Regions from separate parts of the Mus musculus genome. Here all the other regions are linked to region 4. The links are chromatin loops, found by intact Hi-C in ENCODE. Cell type or tissue: heart. All regions are shown on one strand. Region 1 overlaps Arl15 (ADP-ribosylation factor-like 15). Region 2 has its middle 26 kb from the start of Cspg4b. Region 3 overlaps Gm34586 (a long non-coding RNA gene). Region 4 holds the start of Gpx8 (glutathione peroxidase 8 (putative)).

Region 1 (5,000 bases), 820 kb before region 4:
GTGCCCTCTAGTGGACCTTAACAAACTCAGAGAACACAAGAAGTATCTTTGATTGCTAGCAGTTAGCACCTTACAAAGGAAAGCGCAAATATAACCTGAATACAGGGGCAGAAGTGACTTTTATTTGGTAGTATGACTAAAGAACTAAGAAAATGTGAGAGTCTTACTCACAGTTACTAATAATTAAATGCCAAAAGGAACATTGGGTCTCAAAACAAGCCCTGCCTTCTTAAATTCTTACAAGCTGACTATTATATTAGTCAGGGTTCTGGGTTCTCTAGAGAAATGGAATTCATAGGAATATATATACATACATACACAGACACACACACACACACACAAACACACAGGAACTCATTCCAGGCTGTGATCCAACAATGGCTGTCTACCAATACAAGTCCTAAGAATGTAGAACTTGTTCAGTCCACAATGCTGGCTTCCTCAGCTGGTCTTCAGTATATACCAGAATCCCAAAGAAGTGGGCTCTGCTCTCATGCCAGTGAAAGGATGGACTGGCTAGTGAGAGTGAGGGCAAGCAGGCAGAGAACAAGAGCTTCCTTCATCCATGTCTGTTCTATGGGCTGCCACCAGAAGGTAGAATGCAGACTAAAGGGAGAGCTCCCCAACTCAAAAGATCCAGATTAAAAGTGGGTCTTCCCACTTTAAAAAAAAAAAAAAAAAAAAAGAAGCTCTTAGCTGGGTGGTGGCAGCACACACCTTTAGTCCCAGCATTTGGGAGGCAGAGGCAGGCGAATCTCTGAGTTCCGGGACAGCCAGGGCTACACAAAGAAACCCTATCTTGAAAAAAGCAAAAAGGGAGAAAGGAAAAAAATGAGCAGTTGTTCCCATCCCGCTGGGTTTTAGTTAATTCCAGATGTAGTCAAGTTGACTACCAAGAGTAGCAAGTCAGGTTAACCAAGAATATCCGGAACCAGGACACAACAGCTATCCCAAATAATCCACTAAATTATGTTTTCTTAACTGAGCAAATATGCTCTAAGTGCTTAGAAACACCAATTAATACTAATAGACACAATTCAGGTGATTATTAACCCAACTCCCACGTATTAAAATTGCTCTCAATCCACACCTATGAAAAGACAATGCTCTTCACGAGATCCGCAAAGACCTTGGAAGGTTAGCGTCAATGCCTCAGGTACCCCTTTGGTTGACTTTGTAGGCTAATGTCAAAAGAATTTAATTCTATACAAGTTTCTCTAAACGACATAGGATAAAAAAAATTCGGCTTTATACATAACACTTTAAAACATAATAACATGGGAAAGCACTTAAAATAGACTGAAAAATAGTTAGACGCTATTGAGTAATGGGTTCAGTTATGTTTTTAGAACACAAACAGACCAAGATTTATGGAAGCATACATTTATTGTTTGAGAGGAGAAATTATATATTAACAGAAAAAGGAGTGGCAGATTTTTTTTTTACCATTTGAAAGTTATATGCAATTTTAATTAAAAATAATTAAATAGGAAAAAAAATTAAAAGTATTATGAACATAATTATTTCTCCTAAATGAAAATAATTCAACTTAATTCACAAGGATATCAAAAGATTGAGTCACAAGTAGAAATGGTCTATCTGTTTTTAAAATCGGAAGACATCTTTATCAAAGAAATTCAATGTCTAACTCCCACAGACCTGGGTGGCATAGAAACCTTCTCCATCACAATTAACCATTGGCAGGACAGAGATTACAGTCCACTTTCTACTGTCTGCCTGGATGAAAGAGTATTCGTTTGCTAACCCTTAAATTCTGGAATCTATGAAGGGTTGAACTACCATCATAGCGATATCTTCTGGCCTTGAACTTGGAATCTTTGTACATCAGCTCCCAGCACAGCAGCTTAATGAACGCAGGGCTTCAAGATCTAGCTTCAGTCTGCTCAACTAGACGTGAAGAACTAAATAGTCAGTGGTACTGACGCACAGCAGCCACCAGGGGGCACACCCTCCCACCTGGAACTTGAGCACCAGCTACCAAAACAATAATAAGTTATACTTCAAAAACGATTTCTTTCTGAGCACAAAAGATCTCCAAGTCAGCTTAAACTGCCAGACAGAGCTAAGACAATTCTCTGGGGGTCACACTTACTATGAAATCCTACTTCATGATGTGTCGGTGTCTCCTCCTGATCACAAAGCTGGCCGGCACCCACTACGACACCTTCTCTTTGTGCAATTGAAACGCTCTCATCTCGTAACCCATCTTAAGCCTACCATTATCACCTAGGTCTCGTATGACTCTGCCACCTCCTATCAGTCGGCCAAATTGCCTCAAGAAAACAGAACTGGTGAACCCTTTGTTAACAGGCAGGACAAACTTAACACTAAAGGTCAGAATGAGTAATGCATGGCGTGTGGCCCAGTTTGAGTGGCACTGAAGTTTTGAACTCACATGATATGGGAAACATCTGGTTCAACAGACTTCTTTAAGAGATATTCTGGCCTTCTCTTGGTATTTATTACTTCCCAACTTCTCTATCTATGAAGACAGAATGTCTATCTGGGATTTTATCATGCCCATATGTATTTCTAAAAACATGAAAATGAATTATAAAATAAGAAGACAGCCCCACAAATAAGAGGGCAAATATAGTCCCACAAATTAAGCTGACTCTTAAAACAAATTCTAATTGGATCTACATTTTAAATGCAATGAAATAAAATGAAGTCACAAGAGTGTTAGCATATATTTAAAGTAGTGGTAGTTTATAAAGTAGGATTTTCATTTAAAAAAGATTTATGTAGTTTATTTTTATGTATGGCGTGTTGCATGCATGTATATATGTGTGTGCATCATGTTCATGCAGTTCCAGGGGAGGCCACAAGAGGGCATCAGATTCCCTGGAACTGGAGTTATGGACCCTTTGTGTGCTGTCCTGTGGGTTTTAGGAGCTGTACTAGGTCCTCTGCAGGAAAAATCAAGAGCTCTTAAAAGCTGAGCCATCTCTCCATCCTTGAAATTGGTACATTCTTCTGGGTGAGGACCAGGATTCAAAGGAGAGTCCTGACTACTCTTCCCAAATCATTACTCTGCTAATCCTTGCTATCACGGTCATCACTTTATCCCTGAGTTTAACAACGTGGGAAGGCAAGAGGAAGCACCCTGATATTTGGTTGGCTAGAGCTAACCTCAGCCCCGGGGCTAGTGACCCTTTGCTTTCCAGAGGCCAACACGCTCAGCTTCAAACTCTGAGCTGAAAAACACTTCACCCCAGGACTGGTTTTACAATACACAACAACAAAAGACAACAGGGTGGGGTGGGGGGTCAAAGAAGGAAGGAGGACACTGCCAGGTGGTATCCCCAAAGCCCCTGACTTCTGAAACAAACGGGGAATAGAAAACCTAAGGCTGACTGGTGTGCAGTCACTTTCCCCAGTGAGGGCTGCAACGGGCACTAGAGGTCACTGGCATCTCAGAGTTGTTACAAATTCATATTCGTTAGCAGTTCTTACTCAAGAACTTCACCCTGACATTAAGCCAACCTCACAGACTAAGCGCCACTTCAAAGAACAAGAAAATCCTTGAGTACGTGTTAAAGTGCTTTCCAAATCACTCTCAAGGAAATCAGGTCTCTGGGACAAAGCAGAAAATCAAGGGTATTTCGTGGGCGGAACAGGTATTCTTAGAGACATCACACTGGATCTGAACTTCATCCGCAGCATTGACCCAGTTCAAATATCACCTCGATAGTCACAGGTTTGTATGTAACTAATAAAAAAAAATCTCTTTTCCACACAAATGTTAGCATAGCTAAGCAAATAAAATTGTGCCATCAGCCTTCTTCCCACAGTTACTGACAAGGTATTTTGGGCAGCAAGAGGTTCTTCTTCTAGACGAGGGGGGGGAGGCGCTCTGAATACACAGCCCAGTGGGGAAAACTCGGCCTTATCTGCATGCAGTTAAATGTGACCATTTGTTTATGTTCTGAAGTCTGAGAACAGAAATGGATGGGCATTTGAGATAGTTTCCTTAAACAAGACCGGCAGACTATTGTTGTCCTTCTTCCTTCCTGGAGTCTGAAACATGGGCATCTCGAGCTCGAGAGGCTGCTCGGGACAAGAAGGTTCTAGCAAGCACTGCAAAAGGAGAAGCAACAAGAGACAAGGCTGGGTTCCTGAAAGACCACACACACCTCTGAGTGCGCCTTCCAAGCCTGTCGCTAACTGACGCAACACCCCCAGCCCTTGGTGCTTTGCCATTCCGAAGCCACTAAATGATCTCAATAGGTACCACCAGATGCTCACATTTTAGACTTACCTTAAATTTATTTTATACTGGCAATATACAGAGAACACATACACACAGAGAGGAACACTTCCAAAATTAGAAGGCACCAAAAAGTCCACACTGAGGTCCACTGGGCATCCTTTATCCACACTCACTCAACGCTTTACTCTCATCCTGTTCTAGAGCCCCCAACACACACTGCATTGCAAGTGTTTGGTATAGGTGTGCCACCTGCCACAATTACAGCACTAGTAAGTGTCTAGTCTGCTATCACAGCCTTAATGCCTACAACAGGCTACTGGAAAATACTTGCAGACCATGGTCGCTTCCTTTCCGTGGCTCTGGTTAAGATCCTGATCAATAATAACAACAGAAGGAGAGGGTGAGTTTGACATAGGCACTTCCAGGTCACAATCCATCGCGGAGGGAAGTCAAGGCTACCCTGATGCGGGAGCTCGAAGCAGAAGGCACAGAGGAAGGCTGCCTGCTGGCTCGAACGCAGGCTCAAGCTTAGTTAACCTTCCAACAGAACCCAGGGCCACCTAATAAGGGTGGTGATGTCCAGGATGCTTACTTACCTTTGTAACATAACCCAGGGCCATCTGACTAAGGATGCTGCTGTCCAGTGTTTAAGGGCCCCTTTATGGACTAATTCACAACCAAGGTGGTCCCGCACAAATTCTGTCACAGGCCAGTGTGGTTTAGGCAATGACCCAACCGAAGCCTCTTCTCTCAGACGACCGCAGGC
Region 2 (5,000 bases), 220 kb before region 4:
AGAATGAGATGTATTGGATACAGTTACATGAAGAGGTCTATTATGAGTGCTCAGAGATGCTGAAAGGTTTCGTGAAAGGTGGAACAAGAGATAGAGGAAGGCTGATAATGCCATTTGAAGGATAGAACCACCCTAGATGGGAGAAGCATCCTTACCTCGTCCAGAGACTGAAATGTCATTGTCATGCCCAGAATGGACAGACGGCTTGCTAAGAGGAAGAAAGACCAGGTGTAAGGACCGCGCCAAAGAGTTGGGATTTGACAAGTATCTCTTGTAGGGTAAAAAGATCTTAAGATTAGGGAAGGGAGTTCTAGAATTCGGACTTGTCTGGGAAAAAAGTGAGGGAGGAGGAGAGAGGGGGAGAGAGGGGGAAAGGAAGAGGGAGGAGAGAGTTGGACAACATCCAAACGCAGGGAGGGATTTGCTAAGAAAAAAGCAGAGGTGCACTTAACCAGAGTCTGTTCACTACTCCAGGTACAGGGCCCGGAGCTCAGAAGCCTCTACTTTCTCTATGCTATGAGAAGCACAGAGACCTGCCAAGTGTGCGACGTGGAACACTGGCCTGGGAGATTTGGACTTACTTTGTCTGCTCTAAAAACAAACAAACAAACATCTCACCTCTGGGATGGTGAGACTACTTGGTGGTTAAAAGCACTTTTTGCAAAGCCCAATGATCCAGACTTGATCTGCAGGGCCCACACTGTGGGAGGAGAGTGCTGACCCCACAAGTAGTCCTCGCCATCCCCTGCATGCTATGGCGTGCACCCCCGCCCATTAATGCAAGTTTTAAAACTAAATTTTAAAAAATCCTGCCCTGGGTCAGTCCTCTATCTTGTCTCTGTGTCTGATGCAGGATTTACACTAGTGAGGATTTTACTATAAAGCCTCCAGATAACCACTAAGACATATTTAACTTTGTGGGCGGCATTTTATGCAAATAAGCAAGGGTGGGTTTTCTATTCTGTAGAAGTTCCAGGTCCTGTTTAAGCACTCTTCGTACTATGTGTGTGTGGGAAGCCACATGTGCCATTGCAGGGTGGTGCTGGCTACCGCTGGCCACCACACATACATAGGCAGTAAAGTTTTTTTGCCAAGATGAGGTTTTGAGAATTAACCAAAATTAACCAATCAGATGAGAAACAAGTTAACCAATCAGATGAGAGACAAGTTAACCAATCAGATGTAGGCATGCAAATGAGGTGGTAAGCACAACCCATGCATAACCAATCCAGGTGTGAGACACGCCTCTCCTAGGCCTATATAAGCAGCACCAGTTCTGGGCTTAGGGTCTCTTCGCCTCTGCAATCAAGCTCTCCCAATAAACGTGTACAGAAGGATCCTGTTGCAGCGTCGTTCTTGCTGGCGAGTCAGGGCACGCGCAAGATATGTGTATATAGTGTGTGAAGTCCTTAAAGACCCTGGAGCTGATACCCTTGTGCAACTGTGTTTTGAATAAAGCCAGCACAGTGTTAAACATAAGGACAGGCAGTGCTGATCATGGGTTTCTGACTGTTTCTGGGTGGCTTTTAGTTTTATTTTTTTCTGACTGCTGTAACCTACGTTTTTTTTTTTTTTTTAAGTAGATTGCCTTGAATAGATTGAAGTGTTGTTAATAATGATTAAAGATTAGAGACAAGGAATTATCCATGGAGATTTAGATTGCCATTTAGAATCCAACGTAGTCAGTTATATGTCCATGAATTAATGAGGTATGCATCACTACTAGAATGAATACTGAAATAATGTTATACATGGTAGTCATGAAGTGTCTACGGGTTGTGGTGTGGGTATACTTTATGGTGTGTATTTAAGGTCCGTGAGCTGATGCTTTTGTTGAGCTTATTTTGATCCGCAGTGGGGGGACTCGAGGTACACACCTAGCTGCTTTCACTTTTTCCTTCTGTTTCTGTGGTAACACATACTACCGTAATCTCTGTTATATAAACATCTTTAATCAATTTGACACACAGACAACATGGCACTGACTGTTGCTAAAATAGAAACAAACCATGATATTGTTCACTCATGGTTAGCACCCATCTTCCTTTCAATGGAGACTAATTGGAAGTCGACCTTGCAACTTTGTCTCCAAACTGCCAAACTCCCTCACAACAAAAGACATTTCAATGCTGGGCCAGACCCTGGTGGCACACACCTCTAATTCCATCTGCCATCAGTGGATCTCTGTGTTCCAGGAGAGGCTGGCCCCATAGAACAAGCTCCAGGGCAACCAGAGCTACACTGAGAAACAGTGTGTGTGTGTGTGTGTGTGTGTGTGTGTGTGTGTGTGTGTGTGTGTGTTGTGGGTGGGAGACTTTCAAAAGTATGCACGTTTCTCCAGACACGTGTACAGTGTTTAATTCACTTAGTGGCTCTCTGGGATAAATACTATTAGTAGCTCTGTCTTCAGATTCTGCGGGCCCTGCAGTTCTTACACTACAGACTCACTTTCTTACACAATATTCTCTTCCAGGCCAGTTCCTCATTTTAAATGCACACATCCATCAACACAGTGGTTGATGTCAAATTCCAAATGACCACAACCCCTAGTGTAAAGTCAATTTACAAAACACCTTGCTTCCTGTGGTCTGAACTCTTGGAGGAAGACTCTGAAAGACACAGAGAGCACATAGTGAGTGCCAACAGGATGTAACCCCATATCATATATGACAGCCCTAATCAGACCCCCTGTATCTGGGAAATTGTGGAGACTTGTGTCTTTTTACAGCTTTGCTCATTGGCTCTTGGCTAAACAAGAGTCTTGAGAAAAGAGATGTTTGAGCCTTATAACAGCGAATAACTAATACACAAGTCTGAAATACAATATGCAAATGATTGTCGGTTAAGGGTAATTTTTCCTCCCCAGAATATAATTAGCAATTGGAGATTATTTACTGTCATGTCTGCTGGCTTTTCGTGGTCAAAAATATTGATAAATACTCTGCACTGTGCAAGATAGAGATTTCATGTCACAAGAATGATATCTGGTCGGAGATATTAGGATATTTTTTCCTGCAGGAACCCTGATACTCTGTATAGACAGTGAACTCTATCTACTTCTGGGATTCCAGATGGGGAATACTGAGTAGGCCCGCCCTCTAGTGGACAACGTGAATAGTGCAGCTGAGTATTGTCTTTGCAAGAGTTATTAAGTATGTCTTACCCTTTCCGGGTGCTGTCCTTCTCTCCCCACCCCCACCCCCGACCCTCAAACACACATTTAGACATTTACTAAAGCATGAAGCATAGGCCCTCCATGCTGTCTGCTATATCAGCGTGGCTACCTGTACAGGTCTAGCCAGCACAGCGGCAACTTCCTTGTTCTCCTTAGAGTAGCAATGAGAGTAGCCACACCCCGTAGCTGCTCCATCTTACCACTGACTTCATTCCCAGTCCACTGGAGAACGGAGGTCTGCTGGATGGTTTTCCATCAACTTGCGCTGCCTCAGAGAGTTGATGTTCAAAGTCAGCCTTGAGAAAGAACAGCTCACGTGCCTCTTCATTCCACCAGTAACTCCATCATTGGCACTGCAGTCTAAATCAAGGCATTCAGCATCGTTTACCACCCACATACGCAAAAGCCATTGTTCCTTCCTAAGACCACACGTGTTGCAGAAAGACCAAGGCCTGCACATGCTGATTCAAATTATTACCCATTTTCTCTAGCGTCCTCTCTTTGCCTACGTGTTAATTCAACTGGGAATGTTTATTCTAGATTAGCCTAGCCCTTCACATGAGAAACCATCCAATCAGGTTTGTCCATGCTTCAGCCTTTGGGCTGCCTGCATCCCGCAATAGCTGTGAATATGTCCCAACACATCTGTAGATGATATCATATCAAAAGTTTAGATGCCTCTACTAACATCAGCGTTTGAATCTAAGCTACTTTCTCATGGCAGCGAGGAGGAAGAAACATCTCAAGCTCTCCAGAAACTAAAAGCTAAAGTTGAAGAATTCACAGAGCCATCTTAAAGAATAATATACCATTGGGGCTGGAGATGTCGCTTGATAATAGGGAGGATGCTTAGCCAGCAAACAAAATGCTGGTAATGATGGCGGCGGTGGTGGTGGCGGTGGTGGTGGTGGTGGTGGTGGTGGTGGTGGTGGTGGTGGTGGTGGCGGCGGCAGCGGCGGCGGAGGTGATGGTGGTGAGAGACCTAACCGATGATGTGCTTGTTTCAAAATAATTTCTCCAGTTTCTAGGAATCAGGACTTTAAAGGCTGGAAGTACTGCTCAGCAGTTAAGAGCACTAACTGTTCTTGCAGGGTTGCTGAGCCGGGTTCCCAGCATCCACGTCAAGTGGACCACAAACATCGGTTAACTCTTGATCCAGGGGCATCCGGTGCCTCTGGCTTCCGGCTGGCACCCATACACAAACACATCCACGTACACACAATCAGAAATAATCATTCTAAAAAGGAAAAGACTGGTTTCCCAAGGAACCGCCGAACGATGCTGGATCTTGAAACAAGCTGTGCCACTTGGGGGCGCCATTTGTTTGATGAAAATCTGGTACCTTAAAGTGTCATCTTTGACCGAGTCCCATGCCCAGTGCATGCTATGAAATAAAACCGAATTTAGAGCTCACTTCTAAGAAAAGAAACAGAAATGGCGGTTTAGTCTGTGTTCTAGTGGGGTTAGGCAAAATTCAGTTGACAAGCTCTCAATTTCCTTGTACAAAGCTGGCTTTATCCAGTCAAATGAAATAGAAGGCTGTTGTGTTACAAAAGAGGCTCTGTATATTTGGACAGAAGAGACAACAAGAGCAAATTGCATAACAGGCATCTTCTCACTTACAGGCATCTTCTCACTTACCTAAGCCCTTTGGGTTCTGTAGGGCTACGCCTTCTGCTTATTTGGCTGTTTAAGCTCTTCTAAAAACAAAACAAAGCAAAACAAAACAAAACAAAACAAAACAACCTGATTGTGACCTTAGCCTCTTGAACAAGCATTGTTTGTCCAACAAAGTTTCAACATCTGGCCAGAAATAGCCAAAGAG
Region 3 (5,000 bases), 620 kb before region 4:
CAGGACACGGGGCTTGTCTATCTGTCTCTCCACTGAGGGTCACAGCTCCTGCTCCACTGGCCTTTCTCCAAAGTGCTCACTCTGGATTACATTAGCCACCTCCTCTGCTCAGTTTGTCTAGGCCTCAAGGTTGTAAGGGTTCTCTTTCTTACTAACCCTGGAAGGATTGTATTCTCCAGACCCTAAAGGCTGCTGGCTCTCTGCTCTTATTGCCCCTAAAACCTGCATTGTTCCTACATTCCCAAGTTATTCCTGCTACTATACATGTTTTATTTTTGGAATTTCTCAGTTTTAAGAGGCCCTGTTTCCTGCTGGGAACCCAACTTACATACTCTTCGATCTTCCAGACTTCAGTTAGTGCCAAGATGGTCCTTCATCCTTATCTCAGCTGTAGAGACCTGGAACAGCAACACAGAACCAATGCCTTTTTGGATAATATCAAGATGTTTCTGTAAGCTCAGAGGGTGGTGAGGCTCTCTCTGTCTGATTCGCAGAGGGGAAGGCTATGCACTGCTCCTCGTAATCACATGGCTGCCTGGAATTGGAAAGCACAATGTTGTGTGTCACCAGTGCAGGAAAAACAGATGTCTAATTTCTACTGAACGGGAGTGCCTTTACACCGTCATCAAGCCAAACCGCAGCAAGTCCTGGACCACCTGTGTTTGTGTTTCTAGTCTAACAGAAATCTACTCAGACCGGCTTTAGGGGGAAAAAGAAAAAAGAAAAAAAAAAAGCTGTATCCAAACGATCTATGTTATTTTCCAAGACACAGTGGCAAGCCAATAACAGCTTGGGAGTTGATTCTCAGCCATTTTTTATTCTGTCTATAGGGAGTTCCCAACTCTAAGGCAATGCTTTTTGATGAGTCTGAATCCTCTAAATAAAGGGTCAAGGAGACACAAAGACACCTGTTTTATCTCGACTGTCTCAAGGCATGCTGGGAAGTATTCACTGTGTGCCTCAAAAGAAGTACAAACAAACAAACAAACAACCCTAATATCCTGGGATTCCAGTTCCAAATTACCTAGGCAAGCTGGTTAAGAGAGGGACAATTTCTTTGGGATGGCTTCCGAGGACTCAGTCCACAGCAATAGGGACCCCTGTTTTTGCACCTATTGTGGTGCAAAACTTTATGGTAGGTAGGAGAAATATGTGGAGGAGGAAGCTGTTCATTCTTTGGTGGACCATAAAGGGATAGGGAGAGGATTCCACCCCCCCCCCCAAGACCTACCCCCAATGGACTACTTTTTCTAGCGATGTGCCATCTTCAAAAGTTTACAGGAACTCTCAAAATAGCGCCACTAGTTTGTGACCCACGCCCCAGCATCCGAGCCTTGGTGGGACACACCCAACTAATCAGGATTGAATAAGGACATCATTCCTGGCTTGGGAAAGGAGAAATGGTGTGAAATCTCTCCTCCAGCGTTCTGGGGATAAATTTCTTACCTTTAGTTAACTGGCTTCTTAGATCCGATCCCAGAATCCTGCCACAAAAAGGTGCTTTTGAAACAACTCTTTGTGAGCCTAGTGGCTGGAGGTCAGTGCTGGAGATGGTCACGAGGTGCGTGGGAAAGATGCAGCTGGGCCACCGACCCACAAAGAAGAAATTACAGTGTTTAGAGAACACCTGGGTAGGCTGCAAAGGCAACGCTTTTTCTTTCTCTATTTTTTGAACCTCAAAGGAGCCTTATACACTCAGTGCATTCCTTTGCAGTGTCTTATTGGGAACCGGGATCGGACACTGTTGCTTCTCTTCCCGCGCTCACTGAAATCTTTCTCCGTTGGTTCTCTCTTCGCCGTACTCATTGGTTCTTCTACCCCGCTGTCTCCAATTCCACACTTTCTTTAACCCGACCTCTCAGCTGAACTCTGTTGTGGAAGAGAGAACTCAGAAGGCCCTGGAAACCACCACGTGTGAACTACAGGTACTGAGTATTTCTTTGGAATTCCCCTCAGGGTTGAAAAAGCAGACTTGAGGTTCTCAGGATCAACGGCCCAGACGCCCAAGAATCATGTTACCAACTCCAAAGGGCTTCTGGTCAGATGTGGGAAGGAACTTAGACAACCATTCGATCCTGGCTGATAAGGACAGCTCCGTGGCTTCAGCATCGAGTCAGTACTTTCCTAAGTCTGGCCTGGTCTAAACCAGCTCCAGAGCTTACGGTGTTATCCAGTAACAGCCAGCGTTTTTTTTCAAGACCCCAATGAACGTTTAAAGAAACATGGCAGGGCAACCCATTAGCTTGAAATGGGTCTGTATGAAATCATCTTTCCTCCAAAGGACCTTGGTCTTTTTTTGAAGATACTATATTCTAAATATCATCTAGCTCTGACTGAACATTTACTGTGCATAAGGTTCTATCTTATGCATTCCGTGTTCTATTTTTCTAACCTCCTTGCAAATCTGAAAGGTGTGTTTTCCCATTCTACTAGCAAAGAGAGAGAGAGAGAGACAGAGAGACAGAGAGAGAGAGAGGGATAGAACGAGTGTCTGAGAGATTGTGACTTGACATTGGCTCAGGTGGTAAAGGGCAAAGTAACGACCCCACTGTGCTGCTTAAGTGTTTTCTTTGATCACACGGCTTTAATATCTTTATGGCCACACTTATGCAGGGTACACATATTCTTAGCTTGGTAGCTTTTCGATCAGAAAGCAAGAGTTCAAAATCTATCCTTCAAATTTTTCCTGTTCCATCTTTTCTCCACTCACTCAGAAAGTCTAAGAGTTGCTTGTTCCGAATTAGTTAATTCTCAAGAATCAGCCTTCCGCTCCTGAAATTCCAGTCTCTGCCACCAGGTGGCAGTCACAACATTTAAAAAATGAGCCGCTTTAGACCACAGATCACACTAAATCTGGATTTGGTTTCGTAGTTCACTTTACATCTTGAAGAGATCTGCTTCTTTCTCGTCTGAATTAACATATTCTGCTACATTTAAAAATATATAGACATTCAAAGGAGCATATGACATGTTAGAAGCCTTTCTTCATAGAGGAGTGTTTAAAATGGACCGAGACAGATGCTGCATACGTACTGGTCTCATTGGAGGAGTGTAGACAGGGTGATTGAGTATTTAGTGGCATAGTCAAAAGCACTCTTCTGTGTCCAGAAATTCAGAGTTTACTCAGTTACGTACCATCTGAATTTCACCAAGCTGTTCCTCCCAGAAAATTAGTTTTACCAGATTCATAGATAACAGCTAAGGAAAAGGACTGAAGGGAACGTGTGTGTGTGTGTGTGTGTGTGTGTGCCCATGTGTCTGTGCAAGTGTGTACGGAGGCCGAGGTCAGCCTTGGGATTGGGTTTTAAATCCTAGGACAGTTCTTAGATACTTTAACCTCCCTGTTAGCCCACCACCCACCAGAGGCAGTGGGAAAGAAAGGGTATGGGGGAAGTGGACCTGTTTAGAAAGGTTCTTGGAGCAACTCTCGAATGTGTTGTCTGGAAATTGGCAGTTCAGGTCATTGGTTAGCAGGCAGCAGCAGCTTGATCCATTCACAAACACTTCAAGGATACACCAGCAGTCCAGTTCAGAAGAGATGGGTTAGCAACAGGGGCGACATAACCTAGCCTCAGCTTGAGTCAGCAGGAGGGACCTGCAGAGACACCAGGAGAGGTTCTCAGCCGAGCCTCTCTCAGGGAAGCTAAGATCAGTGAAGACACAAGATCTATAAGAGTTGCACAGCTAGCTGTACCAGCAAGCTAAGCTCTCCCTCTCTCTACCATTCAGTGAGTCCTGTTTATACCCTCCAAACATCAGGTGTCCTCCACATGTCTTGCCTCAGCACAGGTCTTGCCTCAACACCTGTCTTGCTTTAGCAAATGCATCCTACCAACCCAAGTCCAGGGAGTCCCAACAACTGGAGCTGAACTACACAGTATGAGGCAGACCAATACGTGTGTGTTGTTAGCAAATACTCCTTCGTCACGTGTCCTTTCACGTGCTTGCTCTAGCAGAACATCCTCCCTCCTGTGTCTGCTTCAGTGAAACTTTCCTTCGTGTGTTTGCCTCAGCAAAACACCACCCAACACAACCGACTCTCCAAAGAACCCTTAGCATTCCCACTGCATACTGGCTTTAAAGAAAACATCTGAAACAGACTAGTGCCCACAGAGGGATCAGACTGCATCCACTAAGGTACACCAAGACCTCTTGCCAATCCATTCTTTCAGGCAGGCCAATAGTCTGGTTTTTAAAAGCTGTCTTTCTAAAATGAATTCAAACCCATGGCAGCCCCTGGCTGGTTCTACTCCTCTTCACCCAGGTTATGTGAGACTGTAACTTGAAGGCCATGATTAGTTTCTGAAAAATTATGGCTTATTTGATATCTTGCCACTGACTCTTGCTGCTAAGCCTAATCTCCTTACCCTTCACCTCTTAATCCATGGGCTGAGCCATGCTTCTGTCTGCCTCTCCCACTCTGTCCTCTCACCTGCTCAAAGTCAGACACAGCTAGTCAAAGTCAGAGAAATCAAAGGATAAATTATACAGAAGGTAAATTTACCCCGAGACAATACAATTTGGCCTCTACTTTGCCCAATACTGTTGAAATTTAAGTGGGCATATTTTAGCCTCTCATTTGTAGTCAACCTAGGACTAGGAAATCAGTTCAGGGGGTTACGAGCACCGTCGTCAGAGGGTCTCTGTGTCATAAACCTGAATGACCGTCACCAGGTATGCATCTGTGTCCTCAGTGGCTCATGGTGGCAAACATGTTTCTTACAGATGTGGCCAGAAAGAGAGAGAGAGAGAGAGAGAGAGAGAGAGGGCACAGATTTGAGTTAACACCTTTATTCTAGGCTAGAATCTAATTTTTTCCCTTGAAAAATAATTCCTCAACTGGCCTTTTGATGATCAAAATATAAAGAATTGATTTTCTCTTTAAGACAACTTCTTAAACAACTAACCAAGCATTGGGCTTCCTGCTCTGATTCTGAACTCTCACACTCCAACCGAAACGCCCTCCTTCTTATTTTAAAGTCTGCATTACAGTGGTGCAG
Region 4 (5,000 bases):
CTCGGGAGGCTGAGTCAGGAGGACCAGAGGAGACCACAATCTCAAAGCCAGTCTGGACATATGGCAAACTCCCATTTCAAATAATAATAATAAAACCACAGGAAGGTTTGCCCTCACACCTGAAAACCTAAGTTCAGTCCCCAAGACCCACGTGGCAGAAGGACAACACCAACTCCTACAAGCTGTCACCTGACCTCTACAGATGTGCAGTGATGCTCAGATACACATACACAAACATACATACATGCATCCATATACACACACACATACATTCACACACCAAAACATACATAGATGATGATAGATGTAACATTTAACTAAATAGTTTTAAAAGTGTCCATCTACAGCAAACTTTCATATAAGACCAACATGTGCCTCAGACACAAATGATTGCTTACTTATTCAGAATGCTGGCTTGTGCTGAGATTGCTTGCAAGTTTAAACAGCAGAACTCTAGCCTTTTCAAACCCACTCTACTCTGGATCACTTGGTGAATCTCTGTAGGAGAAAACAGGCCAGTGTATTTTCTCAAAACAGTATTACCTTATATACAAAGGCCCTGTCTGAGGAGCGGTGCACCAGCAACCCTCACAGAGGGAACCACTCTAGCTCCCTATCACAAAGGGATGAATCACATGGTTCAAATTTTCAAATTTTAGCAGCTCTTCTATAGGTTAACTGTTTAGAGACCAAGTTCCCCATCCATTTACTTGGATTGCCTGATGAACTGGATAAAGGACTTTATCCACAGAGACAAGGCACACATCCTTCCCGTAAGGCTCTGGGGCTGTGGTATGCATGCATCATGAGGAGATCCTACAAAGAATTAAAGTTCTTGGGGGCTGGAGAGATGGCTCAGCAGTTAAGGGCACTGACTCCTTACCTAGAAGTCTTGAGTTCAATTCCCAGCAACCACAAGGTGACTCACAACCATCTGTAATGGGATCCCATGACCTCTTCTGCTATGACTGAGGACAGCTACAGTGTACTCATAAATAAAATAAATCTTTTTTTTAAAGGGGAGGCTATGAAAATTCTTAGTCCAGAGGTCTTGGGTGGACTAGGTGAAGGTAATGTAAGAGGTTCAAGGGTCCCAGCCCAATGGAGAGTGAGGCCAGAGTGGCTGAGTAACAAAAGAGTAACAAAGGACATGGTGGAAGGCGGGTCCTTTGAACAGGAGGTGGTGGTGGTGGTAGTGGGAAAGGGGGAGGAGGAGGAGGAAGAGGAAGAGGTGGTGGTGATAGTGGTGGTGGTGATGGAAGAGGAGGAGGAGGAAGAGGTGGTGGTGATGGTGGTGGGGGTGGAGGAGGAGGAAGAGGTGGTGGTGATGGTGGTAGTGGAAATGGTAGTGGTTAGTTGGTTGCTTTCTAATTTTTTGTTTTTCTTGTTTTTATTTTTGAGACCGGCTCTCTGTGTGTAACCCTGACTGGAGACAGAACCATGATCCCCCTACCTCAGCTGCCACAGTGCTGGGATTACCAGTACACACTACCATTGAATCCTCTTACCTAACTTCAAGCCTAAACTACCTTTGCTCAACTACACCCAACCCCACACACAACAGAAGCTGGGGACAGGTGCTCAAAAGCACCAGGAGCAAGAGAAAGCCAGCGTCTAGACCTCCTAGAAATGTGCAGTGCCACCAAGTGGATGTCATGTTAGTCCAGAATTTCCTGTGTGGTAAACAGGGCAAATCCTAAGGAGGCTGGGGATATGCAGCCCTCAGCTGCCTCCAGTGTCCACCCCCAGTAACTATGCTCTTCAGAGCAAAGGCCCTGGGTAGTGAGCTATAGCCAAAGAGAAAAGAGATGAAAGATACAGCAGCTAATGAGTGTGTCCGCACAGATGTGGGTTTGCGGATTTCATTTGGGGCTTGTGCTTGAATTCTGCTATTTAAATATTTGAATTCTGCTGCAAGGGTTGTGCTTTAATACAGAGCCCAGGATTTTTTCATCTACAGTTTGGAATCCATGAGTCATTTTCATAGGTCAGAACCATGCTGTCTCAGAAGTGCAATGGTCAGGACTACAGAGTGGGTAAAGAACCATTTCATGAAATTTATCAGTGGGATATATGTGCGTGTGTATGCATGTGGGCATATCTATAGTGTGTATTGTATATATGTGTATGTATATGTATGTGTATGTATATGTATATGAGGGGCTATGTGTGTGAGGGTGCATATGTGGGGGGAATGTGTGTATATATGTGTATGTATGGGGATATGTGTATATGGGTGTATCTGGGTGTGTGCCTATGTATATGTGTGTATACCTGTGTGTATGTGCCTATGTCTGTGCCTGTGTGTTCATATGTATACCTGTGTGTATCTGCATATGTGTGCCTGTGTGTGGATGTCTGTGTGTGTGTATCTGTGTATGTGAGTTGTGTGCCTGTGAATGTGTGCCTCTGTGTGTGTGAGTGTGTGTGTGTGTGTGTGTGTGTGTGCATGTTATGTTGTAAACTATCTCACCAGTGACAAAGACAAAATTGAAGAAGACAATAGCTGCTATGGTTTCTAATAGAGAATGGGTGTTATGCCTTTATGGCTTTCTATTTTTGCTGTCTTCTCCTGGCATCTGGTTGCCTTCACTAGATGACGTCAGAATAAATAGGATGATCTTTTCCAGCCTTCGTTGCTCTATTATAAATATTCTCTATATTCATATAGTACGTCAATAAATACATAAAACCTTTAAGTTCTTTGTGGTCACACGTCATATTAACAGACCACATTAATCTACACTCTAAGCCATTTCTGGGTGTTATTCAGTCCTCCACAGCCAATCTATTGCTCAGTGAACACACGGGATGCTGAGCAGCCCGATGACCACTCATTTCCAAGTTACAAGAGCACCACCTTCTGGTAAAACGTTTTCGTAGAAGGGGGCGTCTTAAGGATCTACTAAAACGATAGAATTCTTCTATCAAAAAAAAAAAAAAAGTTAAAGTGCAGCCACGTTAACAATTTTTTTTTTTTTTTGATTTTCTGACTTCGTTTGATTCTTCTGGGAAGGGTCCTCCTGCTCTTCAGCAGCCGAAGGGTCTGTAACCCCTTCCGGCTCTCCTTAAGCTCGGCGGGTTTCAAGTTTCAGCCCCGCCTTGCATTCCAGCCTGCTGAGACTCCCAGGATCGTCCAAAATGGAGCCTTTCGCTGCCTACCCATTAAAATGTTCCGGGCCCAAAGCAAAGATATTTGCAGTTTTGCTCTCTATGGTTCTGTGCACCGTGATGCTTTTTCTCCTTCAGTTAAAATTCCTGAAGCCGAGAACCAACAGCTTCTACTCCTTTGAAGTAAAGGATGCCAAAGGAAGGACCGTGTCTCTGGAAAAGTTCAAAGGCAAAGTAAGTCTTCCGGCTTTTATTTCTGTTGTTCCTTGGCCCTGACACTTATTCTCAGCATAGAGTGGGGTTCGGCACAGCCATAAGTTGGAATGTAGTCTTCAAAGTAATATCGTTAGTGGTCCTTTTAGTTATCAGAATTCTAAGAGCTTTAAACTTCCACTCCACAAAGCAACTGTTTTTCTCGAAAGCTGTCTTCTCTTTTGTGAGGAAACGATGCTGTATTATCTAGGAGATGCTTTGAGACCCGCTACTAAGAGTGTTCTTTACATAACCTAACTAAAACTTTGTCACAGTCTTCGACCATTCATTTGGGTTATGGTTTTCAATAAAGTTGGATCTGTCTAAAAATATGGAATCTATCAGACTTCGTAGTCTGCCAAAATGGCTTAGGATTTTAGCTGTATGAAGATTTTTTTTTTAATCTTTTGCTTCTCTTTCCGGTGGGTCTTTTTTTTTTCTTTTTTTCTTTTTCCGGGAGGCTTCCCTGGTTGTAAACGTGGCTAGTGACTGCCGCTTCACAGACAAGAGTTACCAGACTCTCAGGGAGCTACACAAGGAGTTCGGGCCCTATCACTTCAACGTCCTGGCTTTTCCGTGCAATCAGTTTGGAGAATCGGAGCCCAAGTCCAGCAAGGAGGTAGAATCTTTTGCGAGACAGAACTACGGAGTCACATTCCCCATCTTCCACAAGATTAAGATTTTAGGGCCGGAAGCAGAACCTGCGTTTAGATTTATTGTTGGTAAATATCTACTCTGCCTCAATGTTGTTCATTCTTCTCATTTCATACATTACATATGAATGATATAGAGAAAGATAAATAGATACTTTTAGGGCTAGAGCTCATATTTCGTTTATTTTACTGGGAAGTTTTCATAAAACTGTCAAGGATCCAGAACCTCGCCCTTTGCCACTTTCTAACTCGATGTTCTGACTTCTGGGATGGTAAAGAATTCTACTTTGATATGTTTTTACTCCTGTGACCATCATGGTGAAGGCCTAATGTGAAGCGTGGCCATGCCTGCTTTCCCAGATACTTCAACTCTCCAGTAATCTAACTGCCCTTTGGGGCAGTCTCCCTGCCTTGTACTAATGCTGCACACTTCAGGGATACCTGATGGCAGCACATCATTAACTGAGTATGTCTTTATGCTTACTTTTATGGTGGCCTCTTTATCTGAGTCATTATCCTCAAGGTTGACCTGTCAGTTTGCCAGGGTTTTGCAGAGATCCAAAGCAAAATAACTTATTTTCAAAACCCAGTCATGTGAGGGTTCCTCTATAATTAAAGTAGCCACGGGAATCTATTTCCACGGCCATCTATTTAAAGCAAGCTAAAGCACTTGTAAGACAATGAACAGGAACCCTGTGGCTTTTATTTCTGGGGTATACAGAAAAGGTAGGACAGGAACTCTTTCTTGAGCAAAGCATCCAAGTAAAATCTAACAAGAACTCTGTCAAACACTATAGCTCTACAGCTCTACAGCTCTTACTGGGAGCGGGGGGGGGGGGGGGGGGGGAAGGGGGGGAGCTTGTGGAACCTAACTCACCTCATATAACCAAAAATGCGACAAACAGTATGTGAGATCTCACTGACCGTAGACAGGAGAGTAAGAACCTAGAGGTAAAGTCTAGATTCCGGAAGAAGGTATCAACT

The links. Peaks named below come from ENCODE experiments on the same cell type or tissue, not always from the same donor. Only the 100,000 strongest peaks of a DNase experiment are listed, where the experiment ranks them.
Region 1: it touches region 4 in a loop (2.9-fold over the local background); 2 of 42 quality-filtered maps call a loop at or near these places.
Region 2: a loop joins it to region 4, with 11 times the contacts of the local background. A loop is called at or near these places in 32 of 42 quality-filtered maps.
Region 3: a loop joins it to region 4, with 2.6 times the contacts of the local background. A loop is called at or near these places in 4 of 42 quality-filtered maps.

Annotation. Positions count from the first base shown.
Region 1 is chr13:113,862,954-113,867,953 of GRCm38, reverse strand. All of the region lies in intron 1 of Arl15 (ADP-ribosylation factor-like 15), which reads right to left. Among named protein-coding and RNA genes, the nearest start is that of Arl15, 71 kb to the right of the region's middle. In heart, CTCF peaks have their summits at 12 (motif pointing left), 1,966 (motif pointing right) and 2,837 (motif pointing right); no DNase peak of the experiment used is centred here; H3K27ac peaks cover 465 bases.
Region 2 is chr13:113,264,922-113,269,921 of GRCm38, reverse strand. No RefSeq gene overlaps it. Among named protein-coding and RNA genes, the nearest start is that of Cspg4b, 26 kb to the left of the region's middle. In heart, CTCF peaks have their summits at 3,097 (motif pointing left) and 4,478 (motif pointing right); no DNase peak of the experiment used is centred here.
Region 3 is chr13:113,667,701-113,672,700 of GRCm38, reverse strand. Gm34586 (a long non-coding RNA gene) reads right to left here. Exons shown (of 6, transcript XR_382933.3): 2 at 1,447-1,580; 3 at 329-535. Among named protein-coding and RNA genes, the nearest start is that of Hspb3, 6.5 kb to the right of the region's middle. In heart, a CTCF peak has its summit at 2,775 (motif pointing right); no DNase peak of the experiment used is centred here.
Region 4 is chr13:113,044,517-113,049,516 of GRCm38, reverse strand. The region is part of intron 2 of Cdc20b (cell division cycle 20B); the gene reads right to left. It overlaps Gpx8 (glutathione peroxidase 8 (putative)), which reads left to right and starts at 3,129. Exons shown (of 3, transcript NM_027127.2): 1 at 3,129-3,345; 2 at 3,824-4,085. The coding sequence starts at 3,142. In heart, a CTCF peak has its summit at 2,878 (motif pointing left); a DNase peak (open chromatin) is centred at 3,106; H3K4me3 peaks cover 2,313 bases; H3K27ac peaks cover 1,497 bases.